Regions from separate parts of the Homo sapiens genome. Here region 1 is linked to region 2. The links are chromatin contacts, found by Hi-C or POLR2A ChIA-PET in ENCODE. All regions are on one chromosome and are shown on one strand. The core of a region is the stretch at or near the end of the contact, and the rest is flanking DNA. Distances in the headings are between cores, read along the strand shown. Region 1 holds the start of NUP62 (nucleoporin 62). Region 2 holds the start of JOSD2 (Josephin domain containing 2).

Region 1 (3,766 bases), core at 1-2,500, 580 kb before region 2:
ACGCCTGTAATCCCAGCACTTTGGGAGGCCGAGGCGGGCGGATCACGAGGCCAGGAAATTGAGACCATCCTGGCTAACACAGTGAAACCCCGTCTCTACTAAAAATACAAAAAATTAGCCGGGCGTGGTGGCGGGCGCCTGTAGTCCCAGCTACTCGGGAGGCTGAGGCAGGAGAATGGCGTGAACCTGGGAGGCGGAGTTTGCAGTGAGCCGAGATCGCGCCACTGCACTCCAGCCTGGGCGACAGAGACGGAGAGACTCCGTCTCAAAAAAAAAAAACAGTTGAACAGGAATGTATGAGTTGAGCTCTGTGCATAAGGCTTGCCAGACATCGTCTTATTTGAGTCTCATAAACCCACCAGGCGAGTTGATTTTTCTTATTTTACAGATAGGGAAATGAAGTAAGAGAACTTAAGTTATTTGCCCGAGGCCATCCTGGCAGGTCTGTATTTGGGAGAGTGCTGTGACTCATGCTGGACTCTAACCCACGAGGGTTTCTCAGAGTCAGCAGCTGGGGGATGAAGAAGTGAAAAGTGACTGGCAGGAAATTCTGCAAGCAAGGAAAGGGAAAGAGAAATGAACTGGTGCAGGTCTGCGGGAAGAGAATGAGGCTGGATCCTCAAAATCACAGGAGGAAGCAGGCCCAGACCTCAGAGGCAGAAAGAGAAAGAAACCAGAGCTTAGAGTCAGGAGGAGGAAACCAGACCCCGGAGCCACAAGGAGAGGGCTGGATCCCCGGCTCAGAGGGAAGAGGTCGGATCCCCAGCTGAGAGGGAGGAGGGTCCCGGACCCTAGGAGTGGGAAGGAAAGGCTCGGATCCCCTGATCCCCAGGAGGAGGGGACCCGGCTGCCTCCCGGTTGGGGCCGCGCGAGGGCGGGGCGCGGAAGGATCCGGGAGGGCCGTGCTCCGCCACCCAGTATATATCTGTCCCCAGTCCCCGGGGCCGCCTCATTCCCTGTCCTCGGATCACAGTCTCTTCTCACTACAGTGTCGCCGCCTCTGCCTGCGTAGCCCCGGCCATGGCTCTGTAGCCTCGACCCCTTTGTGCCCCCGGCCCGTCTCCGCGCTCACCACGCCTGCGCTCTCCGCTCCCACCTTCTTTCTTCAGCCGAGGCCGCCGCCGCCTCTCCTTGCTGCAGCCATGGAGTGAGTAACCGCTTACCTCTTCTCCAACTGCCTTTCCCGCCCTTTCGCAGCTCGTGGCCCTCTTTAGGGAGCCCTGGGGGGTGGGGAGTCGCGAGCGGGGAATCACGGTCGCGCAGGCGCAGAAGTAGTACGGTGGGCCGAAGGCGCGCGGCTGCGCATGCGCACTGGGCCCGGGGCCGGGTGGGAGAGTTCTAGACTCGATGTTTGTCAGCCCGCGTGCAGCTGGGCCTGAGCACTCCAGGGGAGGGTGTGTTTTTTTTTTTTCTAAACGATTCTTCGTGCTTGGTTGTTCCTGCGCAGTAGCCCACCAGTGCCCCGTAGTGAAAGAGCTGCGGACCCTGAATGGCCGCACATGCGCATTGATCCCCAAGAGGGCGGAGGTGTAAAGGCAATTGGACCGCTCGGGCGACGTAGCATGCGCCTTGGCCCTCGGCGCAGAGCCGCGTGTGGACGGGTGGCGTTCGGGTAGCCGTTCTCCGCGTGCCCCCTCTACCCTCCTCCACCCTCCCTGCCCCACGTTGCTCTGGCTCACAGCCCAGCTTCCTTCCTTTTAAACCAGGCACCTGCTGAGGCGGGGACTGGCTTAGATTGACAGGGCAGAAGGCGGGACCCAGAGGCAACCCTCTAAGTGGGTGGGGATAGAACCACTGTCGTCACGATGGGTGGGATTTCGGAAGCACATTGTGAGAAGGGGCGGGGCTAAACCAACCGTTAGTTGAGGGGTGGGGTTTCGATGTGACAAAGAGGCGGGGCCTCTGGGGAATCGGGGGAGGGGCGGAGCTAAATAAACAATGAGGGGCGGGGCTTGGAGGGGCAGCGGCAGAGCGAGGAGTGGGATTTGAGTGGATAACATTGCTGAAGGGCTGCGGCCTGGGGCAGTTCCCCTGGGAACTGGTTTGGGATGGAAGCTAGGAAGGCAGTGGGGCCAAAAGGAAATATTTTAGAGGAAGGGGCGTGGCTGGAAGAAAATGTCCCTGGGATTGAGTTTTTCCTTGAGGCGAAATATTCTGAGGTGGATGGGAGGGGCCTAAGGTAATTCCCCTGGGAGACCTTTAGGTTTTTTTTTTCTGTATTGGGGGAAGGGGTGGGGCATCGGTCCTACTTTAGGACCTAAAGAAATTCCCTTGGGAGTGGGTGGGGCTCAGAGATTTGGGTAAAGAAAGGGCAAATTTAGAATTCGGAGAGGCTGAGGCTTAGTGTTCTAAACGGTGGTTGGAAGGGGGAGGGAGGAGCCTCATGGACGTGCCTGGGGGTGTGGCTTGGCTTCCCCTTGATTTTGGCCGGTGGATGACGCTGTCCTGACCACACCCACTCTTGTCTCACGCGTGTAGGTCTTCCACTTTCGCCTTGGTGCCTGTCTTCGCCCACCTGAGCATCCTCCAGAGCCTCGTGCCAGCTGCTGGTGCAGCCTCTCCTGTTGCCATCAGTGCCCAGCACCTGTGCTACAGCCATGTCACTCCTGGCGACCCTGGGGCTGGAGCTGGACAGGGCCCTGCTCCCAGCTAGTGGGCTGGGATGGCTCGTAGACTATGGGAAACTCCCCCCGGCCCCTGCCCCCCTGGCTCCCTATGAGGTCCTTGGGGGAGCCCTGGAGGGCGGGCTTCCAGTGGGGGGAGAGCCCCTGGCAGGTAAGGGCAGGTGGAAGGTGGAGCTGGGGAGTGGAGGGCAGGGGAAGATGGGGGAGGAAGAACTCATCCATGTATTCAATAAATATTGAGTGCCTACAATGTGCCAGGCACTGTTTTAGGTGCTGAGGATACGGCTGGGAACAAGAAGAACATGGTCTGTGCCTTCCAGCAGCTCACACTGTGGGGAGTAGACCAGAGATAAATTAAATGAGAGTGTATTGGAATAAGTCAAAAACACCTAGCAGCTGAGCTACAAAATGACAAAGGGGACCTAATATAGAATGGGTAGCCAGAAAACCTTCTCCAAGTAGGTAACATGTTGACTGAGGCATAAATGATGGGAAGGAAGCCAGGCATGATGGCCTGTAATCCCAGCACTTTGGGAGGCCAAGCGGGGAGAATTGCTTTAGTCCAGGAGTTCAGGACGTGGGCAACATAGCGAGACCTCATATCTATAGGAAAAAAAAAATTAGCCAGGCATGGTGGCTCACGCTTGTAGTCACAGCTACTTGGGAGGCTGAGGTGGGAGGATCGCTTGAGCCTGGGAGGTCTAGGCTGCAGTGAGCCAAGATGATGCCACTGCACTGCAGCCTGGGCAACAGAGTGAAACCCTATCCCTTAAAATAAAAAAAAAGTAGGGAAGGAATGAGGAAAACACCCAAGGGAAGAGCATTTTAGTTGGAGGGAACTGTATATGCAGAAGCCCTCAGGAGGCAGGAATCATTTCATTCATTACTGTATCCCAAATGCTTGGCACATAGTGGGTTTTCAATAATTAATGAGTAAAGATGAAACAAGGCATATGTGCGTGTGTATCTGTGTGTGTAATGTGATCTAGTTTGCCTTTTAAAAAGAGAGAATAGAGACACCACAGATACAGAGTACTCGGTAAAGGAGATGTTGGAATGGTTGAAGAAATGCTTGGTTGACTGTTGCTTGAGTCATTGGTTGGTTGGCTGGTTCTTTTTTTCTTTTTTAATTTTTTTTTTCT
Region 2 (6,132 bases), core at 3,194-5,693:
ACCTCCCACCCATGCGGCCACCCAACCAGACCTCCCACCCACCCACCCACCGTCCACCCACCCACCCACCGTCCACCCAACTCACATCGGCCCTTCACCAACCACCATCACCCTGTCTGTCCAGCCACCCACCCACCAACTTACCAACTCCTCACACAGCCACCCAGGATCCATGCATGATCCGCCCACCCCACTGAGCCTCCCAGCCACCAGCCAACTTCCCAATGACGATTCACACACTCACCTCCCATCTATGCATTCACTTCCATCCCTCATATACACCCGCCCCACCTCCCCGTCAACCACCCAACCACCATCACCATCCAACTAGCCATCTACTGTTCACCACCCACCACCCACCCACCCACCCACACAGCCGGCCACCACCCAGCCAGCCATTCACCCAACAGTGGACTCGCCATGCCCCCAATCCTCACTCACTCTTGACCCCCCTGCCATTGGTCTACCCCTCATCCACCAGCCACATGCCCAGCCACTGGCCAGCCGGCCATCAAAACTTCCCATTCATCCACCCAACTCCCCAGCCTCCTGTCTGCTGCCCATTGCCCAGGAACACCCATCACTTCACTCCCCCTGACCCAACACATCCAACGGCCTACTCAGCATTCACCCAGTAACCATCATCCACCCAGCATCTCAGCCCATCGACCACCTGATCTCCCCCTTTCAACCCATCAGTGCCAGGCTTCCCACATTCATGCCAACCTCCCCCAGCCACATTCCCCTCCCTGCCCCCCAACAGGCTCACACTATAGGGTGCCCTCTGTGCCCGGCCCAGCACATGCTGTGCTGCTCTGGGGCCTACCTCCTCCTGTCCCACCACACGGCGGCCAGGCCCAGCCCCTGCAGAGCGGCCATGATCACATTGACATCATAGTTGCCGGTGCCCAGGAGGCTGCGATGAGGGTTCAGCCGGGAGTCTGGGGCCAACCTGGTAGTGGGGGTGGCCAGAGCTGAGGTGGGGACCCCTGGAAAGGCCTCCCCACAAAATGGGGGTCCCAGGGGCCACAAGTTGCCTCAGCCTTTGACTCTCCCCGCTTCAGACCCCACAACTCATCCACCCCCAAGTCCTGCCTCTCCTGCCCCAATTCTGCCCTGTCCCCAAGTCCTGTCTCTCCTGCCCTGACTCTGCCCTGTCCCCAAGTCCTGCCTCTCCTGCCCCGACTCTGCCCTGTCCCCAAGTCCTGCCTCTCCTGCCCCAACTCTGCCCTGTCCCCAAGTCCTGTCTCTCCTGCCCTGACTCTGCCCTGTCCCCAAGTCCTGTCTCTCCTGCCCTGACTCTGCCCTGTCCCCAAGGCCCCAGATGGGCTCTGTCTTCTCCCGCAGCCTCCAGCCTCCCTCCAGTCCATTCCCACACGGCCCTGGCCCTCTCCTGCTCTCAGCTCTCCCATGGCTCCCCAATGCCTTGGACAAAGTCCCTGTCCCTCCGCCAGTCCCTTCCTCTGTCCTTCAAGGCCCACCTCAGATGTCACGTCCTCTGAGAGGAGCCTCCTGACCTCCAGGCTGGATCGGGGCCCTGTCTGGGCTCCCCCAGTGAACTGAGCCACCTCAACGATGACAGCTGCCCGCATCACCCTGATTTAACACTGCTTGCTTCTCCCACGGGGTTGCCCTCACCCCTCCCCTGCTCACAGCCCACTCTGCTGCCTCATTTCCCCCAGGACAGAGTCCCACAAGGCCCTGCGTGGTCTGGCTCTGGTGGCCTCACCTCAGAGCCTCAGCACCCTCCTTCCTGGTCCCCTGTCCCCAGCCACATCCCCGGTGCCCACCGCCTCCCGCCCCACCCCCGCCAACCTTTCCTCCAGCTCTTCCCCTGCCTAGGAAGGCTCTTCCGCCTGTCACCACTTGTCTCTGGGCCCTGCCTCTGAACAGCTGCACCTCTGTTCCCTATCTGGACCCTGGGCAGGCAGGACATGGGAGGAAAACGCTCGTGTGTGTGTGTGTGTGTGTGTGTGTGTGTGTGTGTGTGTGTTTCCCTCACCACCCTTAGGCTGGCACTTGTGTCTGAGTCATCTCAGGGTCTCCAGCATGGCTTTTGTATGAAAGAGCTGATGGGTCCTTGTTGCGAATGATAGAGGAGATGACTAAATACCATAATAATCAGTCTGAGGGGCTGGGACTCTTAAGATGTCCGAGAGCCGGAGGAGGCTTGGAGCAAGAGGCAGGGGAGGCAGGGCCATCTCCAGGTGTAGAAAGACTCTCTAGGATCAAGTGGGGACTGAAGGCAGGGACAGACTGGAGGCCATGGGCAGGCTGGGCAGGAGAGGGTCAGGCCTGAGCTGGGGCCAGGGACATGGGGACAGAGAGGAGGGAGTGAGAGATGGTAAAGGAGTGATTTTTTTTTTTTTTTTTTTTGAGACAGTCTTGCTCTGTTGCCCGGCTCACTGAAACCTCTGTCTCCCAGCTTCAAGCAATTCTCCCACCTTAGCCTCCAGAGTAGCTGGGACTACAGACATGTGCCACCACGCCCAGCTAATTTTATTTTTTATTTATTTTTATTTTTTAGTAGAGACGGGGTTTCGCCCTGTTGGCCAGGCTGGTCTGGAATTCCTGACCTCAAGTGATCCACCCGCCTCAGCCTCCCAAAGTGTTGGGATTACAGGTGTGAGCCACTGCGCCCGGCCAAAGAGTGATGTTGGACATTGTGAATAGTGAAGAGGAACATTCCATGCTGGCAGAGAAGGAAGCCATGCCGGGCAGAAAGAAGTACCTGGAAGCCCAGAGGCCGCACAGAAGGGCTCACGGGAGTGGAGAGTCTGGTTTGAGGGGGGCCGTGAGGGCTGAAGATGCGGAGGCAGGCTCGGCCTCCGCTATGAGGAGGGCCCTGAGTAGGGCGGGGGCGTGTTTAGGATGGACTGGAGAGCTGTGACAGGGCCCAGATAAGAGATGCCTGAAGCTGGGTGAGCCTGTAATCCCAGCTACTGGGGAGGCTGAGGTGGGAGGATCACTTAAGCTCAGGAGTTCAAGACCAGCCAGACCTTGTCTCTAAAGAAAGAACCACTGGGCCGGGTGCAGTGGCTCACGCCTGTAATCCTAGCACTTTGGGAGGCCGAGGCGGGTGGATCACGAGGTCAGGAGATTGAGACCATCCCGGCTAACATGGTGAAACCCCGTCTCTACTAAAAATACAAAAAATTAGCCGGGCGTGGTGGCGGGTGCCTGTAGTCCCAGCTACTCGGGAGGCTGAGGCAGGAGAATGGCATGAACCCGGGAGGCCGAGCTCGCAGTGAGCGAGATCGCGCAACTGCACTCCAGCCTGGGCAACAGAGTGAGACTCAGTCTCAAAAAAAAAAAAAAAAGAAAGAACCACTGGATTGAGGTCTGGCTGGGGCTGAGGCCACAGGGACAGACAGGCACAGGAGGCAACATCTCCCCAGAGTCCCAGCGTCTAGCTTAGGCAAGTGAGCGCGGAGCAGAAGAAAGCCCCCAAGGCTCAGCGCCTGCCTGGCGGCGAGACCCAGGTGGGTCACTCCGCCAGAGCTCTGCTGCTCCAGGGGCTGGGGTGGGTGACGGTCACCTCTTGCAGATCTCATCGGCAGCCTCCTGGCTAAAGAGCTGCTGCTGCAGAACGTTGTTGAGGGCGTGGACAGCACACAGCTCCAGGCGCTGCCGTTCGTGGTACACGGTGGGTGGGCTCGGCTGTGCTCCCGGGGCCTGGGACATGCCGTCCTCGGCTCCTGCTGGGGGTTGGGAGGGGGAGAAGGTCCTCAGGGGCCCGGGATCTAGAGGTCCAGCCTCCCAGCAGGCCTTTGGGGCATCGCCATTGATTGAGCTGGGACTCGGAGCAGCCCAGGAAGACACTGGGCCCCTGACCCCGCTCCCTGGCAGTCTCCTGGCAGCACACGTCCCTCCATCCCTTATTCCTATTCCTACGAAAAACGCTGTCTCTTCTGCTCCCCTAGCAACAGAAAACCACCCTCACCAGGTCTCTAAGTAAAAGGGTCCCTATCATGGTCACCTAGCAACAGAGGAACCTGCCTCCCCGTCCCTAGGTAACCAGGGCGCTCTGTGGTTACCTAGCAACAAAGCCCCCTCCCCACCGCACTAGGTAACAAAGTCTGTCCTCCGAGCACCTAGCAATAGAGAATCCTCCTCCCCTGTCTCTAGGTGATAGGGTCCCCTCTGGTCTCCTAGCAACAGAAGACTCCCCTTCCCCGGTCATGTAGCAGCGAGGCTCTCTGCTCTTGTCACCTGGCAACGGGGCCCCCTCCCCAGTCACTAAGCAACAGGAGTTCCTCTTCCTATCACCCAGCAACCAGGCCCCCTCCCCGGACACCAAGGAATGGAGCCCTTCGCCGACCCGCACCCCAGCCACGGCGCTCGCCCTTTGCCTGGCAACGCCCCTCACCCCGCCTGCCTCTCCGCTCCACCGAGCCAGGGGTTTCCGCATCCCCTTCCTGGGCGGCGGCTCTGGGCTCCGAGTGCGGGGCGGGCAACACCGCGCTGACTGGGCAGGCGGGACGGACTACAGCTCCCGGTGATCCCCGCGCGCCGGACTACGACTCCCGTGGGGCCCCGCGGGACTCCTGCTCCACACGGAACGCCCGGGCCGCGTGGCCCTGAAGTCGGCCGTCGGGCCTAGGAAATGCCGCACTACAACTTCCGTCGGGCTCCGCGGCAGGTCCCGGAAGTGCGCCTCAGAGGCCCTTCTTTCGCATACGGCCGCGCCCACTACTGCTCAGAGATTCTAGGAAACTTAGTAGGTAGGCTCTCGCGATAGCTTCCTGGCGCCGCGCTCTCATGGGTGCTCGCCCCCGGCGATGGCGTCATGCGCGGTGCGCAGACGCAGCGTGACGTCACACAAGGGAAAGGGATCAGAGACGCCAGGCGGTGCGGGGGGAGGCAGCGGTGATCTTTACTGAGTCAGAAGGGAGACCCTGGGGAAGTGGGGCAGGGCAGGGGTGGGATGGTGGTGGTGAGAGGCCAGGCAGATGATCTTGTCTCGGGAGGGAGGAGGCTTCTCAGCAGAGATGGATCCCCGGCCTGGAGGGGAGCTGGCAGCAGGCTGCGGGGAGAGGGGAATGAGCGAATGAGACAGAGGAGAGATGAGGAGACAGACGCCTGGGGGAGGCAGTGGTGGGAGGAGGGGACAGGGCAGGGGGGCGGTGGAGGAAGACCCGGAGAGAGCGGGACAGAGCCCTGGGGGTGGACAGAGACAGAGAGAGTCTCGATCAGAGGCGGGCACAAATGGAGACATCTACAGTGCCAGGATTCAAAGTCATGGAGAGAGGTTAAGGAAATAAAGGTCAGAAAGAAAGAAAGGTCAACAAATACAGAACCAGAACTGCAGAACTAGTGAGAGCCCGGGACCCCCAAGCTCTGCAGAACACAGGAGCCCAGGGCCGGGGGAGAGGGGCCTGGCCGCACCCAGGAGGCTCTGCCAGAAGGCCGTGACGGTGGCGGAGCCGGTGACCGCGCCTGGCTCGGCAGGGTTCTCTCTGCGGGTGTGCACAGCAAAGCTTCGGCCCGTGGGGCCCCGGGGTCCGCTCAGCTCTACATCCACCACGTGCATGTCCGTGAGGCTGGGACAAGAGGGGCAGTCAGTCTGGAGAGCCTGGACTCAGCCCAACACCCTGCTTAGCTCTGCTCACCTGGTATCAGCCACGAGCACCCCAATCACCCCATCGAAGCCCAGGCTGGGGGCAGCCAGGGCAGCCGCCGCCATGGTGTTGGAATTTCGCGGGGCAAAGGGGCAGAGCCCACGGACAGGGCCTTCGTAGAGCACAGTGCAAGGCCCAGGGCTGTGGGCTGCAGCCAGGGGTCCCTCAAGCCGGAAGCCATCGGGGTGTGTGGCCATGGTGACACGAAGGCTCTGGAAGCAAGAGCCCGGGTTAGGGGGAGTGGGGTCTTTGCAGGCCTCCCCTGGTTCCTGGGGAGCCCAGCAGGCCTCACCCGGAGGCCCCCAGCTGCATCCAATCTCCTGATGTCCTCAGCGCCCCACAGGGCCCCTCGGGCCACAAACACGGCGTGGTCCCAGTGCTGTGAGGCCTCCAAGAGCTGCCGCTCTGTGGTCTGGTCACTTAGAGCTGAGGGGGACCCCACCTGGGGTGGATGAAGGAGGGGAGGGTTGAGGTCAGGGAAGGATATCCACTTCAGGGTGGGGTGAGACCA

The links. A loop is a pair of places that touch in the nucleus more often than their neighbours do. ChIA-PET counts read pairs that join two places held with the same protein, here RNA polymerase II (POLR2A). Pooled maps may share reads with other maps.
Region 1: a loop to region 2 is called in a map of CD4-positive, alpha-beta T cell, with 7 times the contacts of the local background. The contact joins the promoter of NUP62 here to the promoter of JOSD2 in region 2. A Hi-C loop is called at or near these places in 2 of 168 maps with a recorded cell type or tissue (CD4-positive, alpha-beta T cell and chondrocyte), 2 of 37 single-sample maps with no recorded cell type and 9 of 50 pooled maps. POLR2A ChIA-PET finds 5 or more read pairs at or near these places in 1 of 52 experiments (naive thymus-derived CD8-positive, alpha-beta T cell).

The regions. Positions count from the first base shown.
Region 1 is chr19:49,928,254-49,932,019 of GRCh38, forward strand. It overlaps NUP62 (nucleoporin 62), which reads right to left and starts at 1,251. Exons shown (of 3, transcript NM_016553.5): 1 at 1,073-1,251. ATF5 (activating transcription factor 5) reads left to right here and starts at 952. Exons shown (of 3, transcript NM_001193646.2): 1 at 952-1,147; 2 at 2,479-2,775. The coding sequence starts at 2,598. It also overlaps a transcript of IL4I1 not described here. RefSeq lists silencers at 782-841, 1,692-1,741.
Region 2 is chr19:50,506,748-50,512,879 of GRCh38, forward strand. It overlaps JOSD2 (Josephin domain containing 2), which reads right to left and starts at 4,444. Exons shown (of 5, transcript NM_001270639.2): 1 at 4,370-4,444; 2 at 3,539-3,701; 3 at 827-952. The coding sequence starts at 3,684. ASPDH (aspartate dehydrogenase domain containing) reads right to left here. Exons shown (of 7, transcript NM_001114598.2): 4 at 5,914-6,063; 5 at 5,613-5,833; 6 at 5,389-5,543; 7 at 4,856-5,026. The coding sequence ends at 4,983. It overlaps LOC124904747 (a long non-coding RNA gene), which reads left to right and starts at 4,671. Exons shown (of 3, transcript XR_007067300.1): 1 at 4,671-4,724. RefSeq lists enhancers at 3,117-3,624, 3,625-4,131, 4,626-4,745, 5,049-5,638 and a silencer at 4,296-4,425.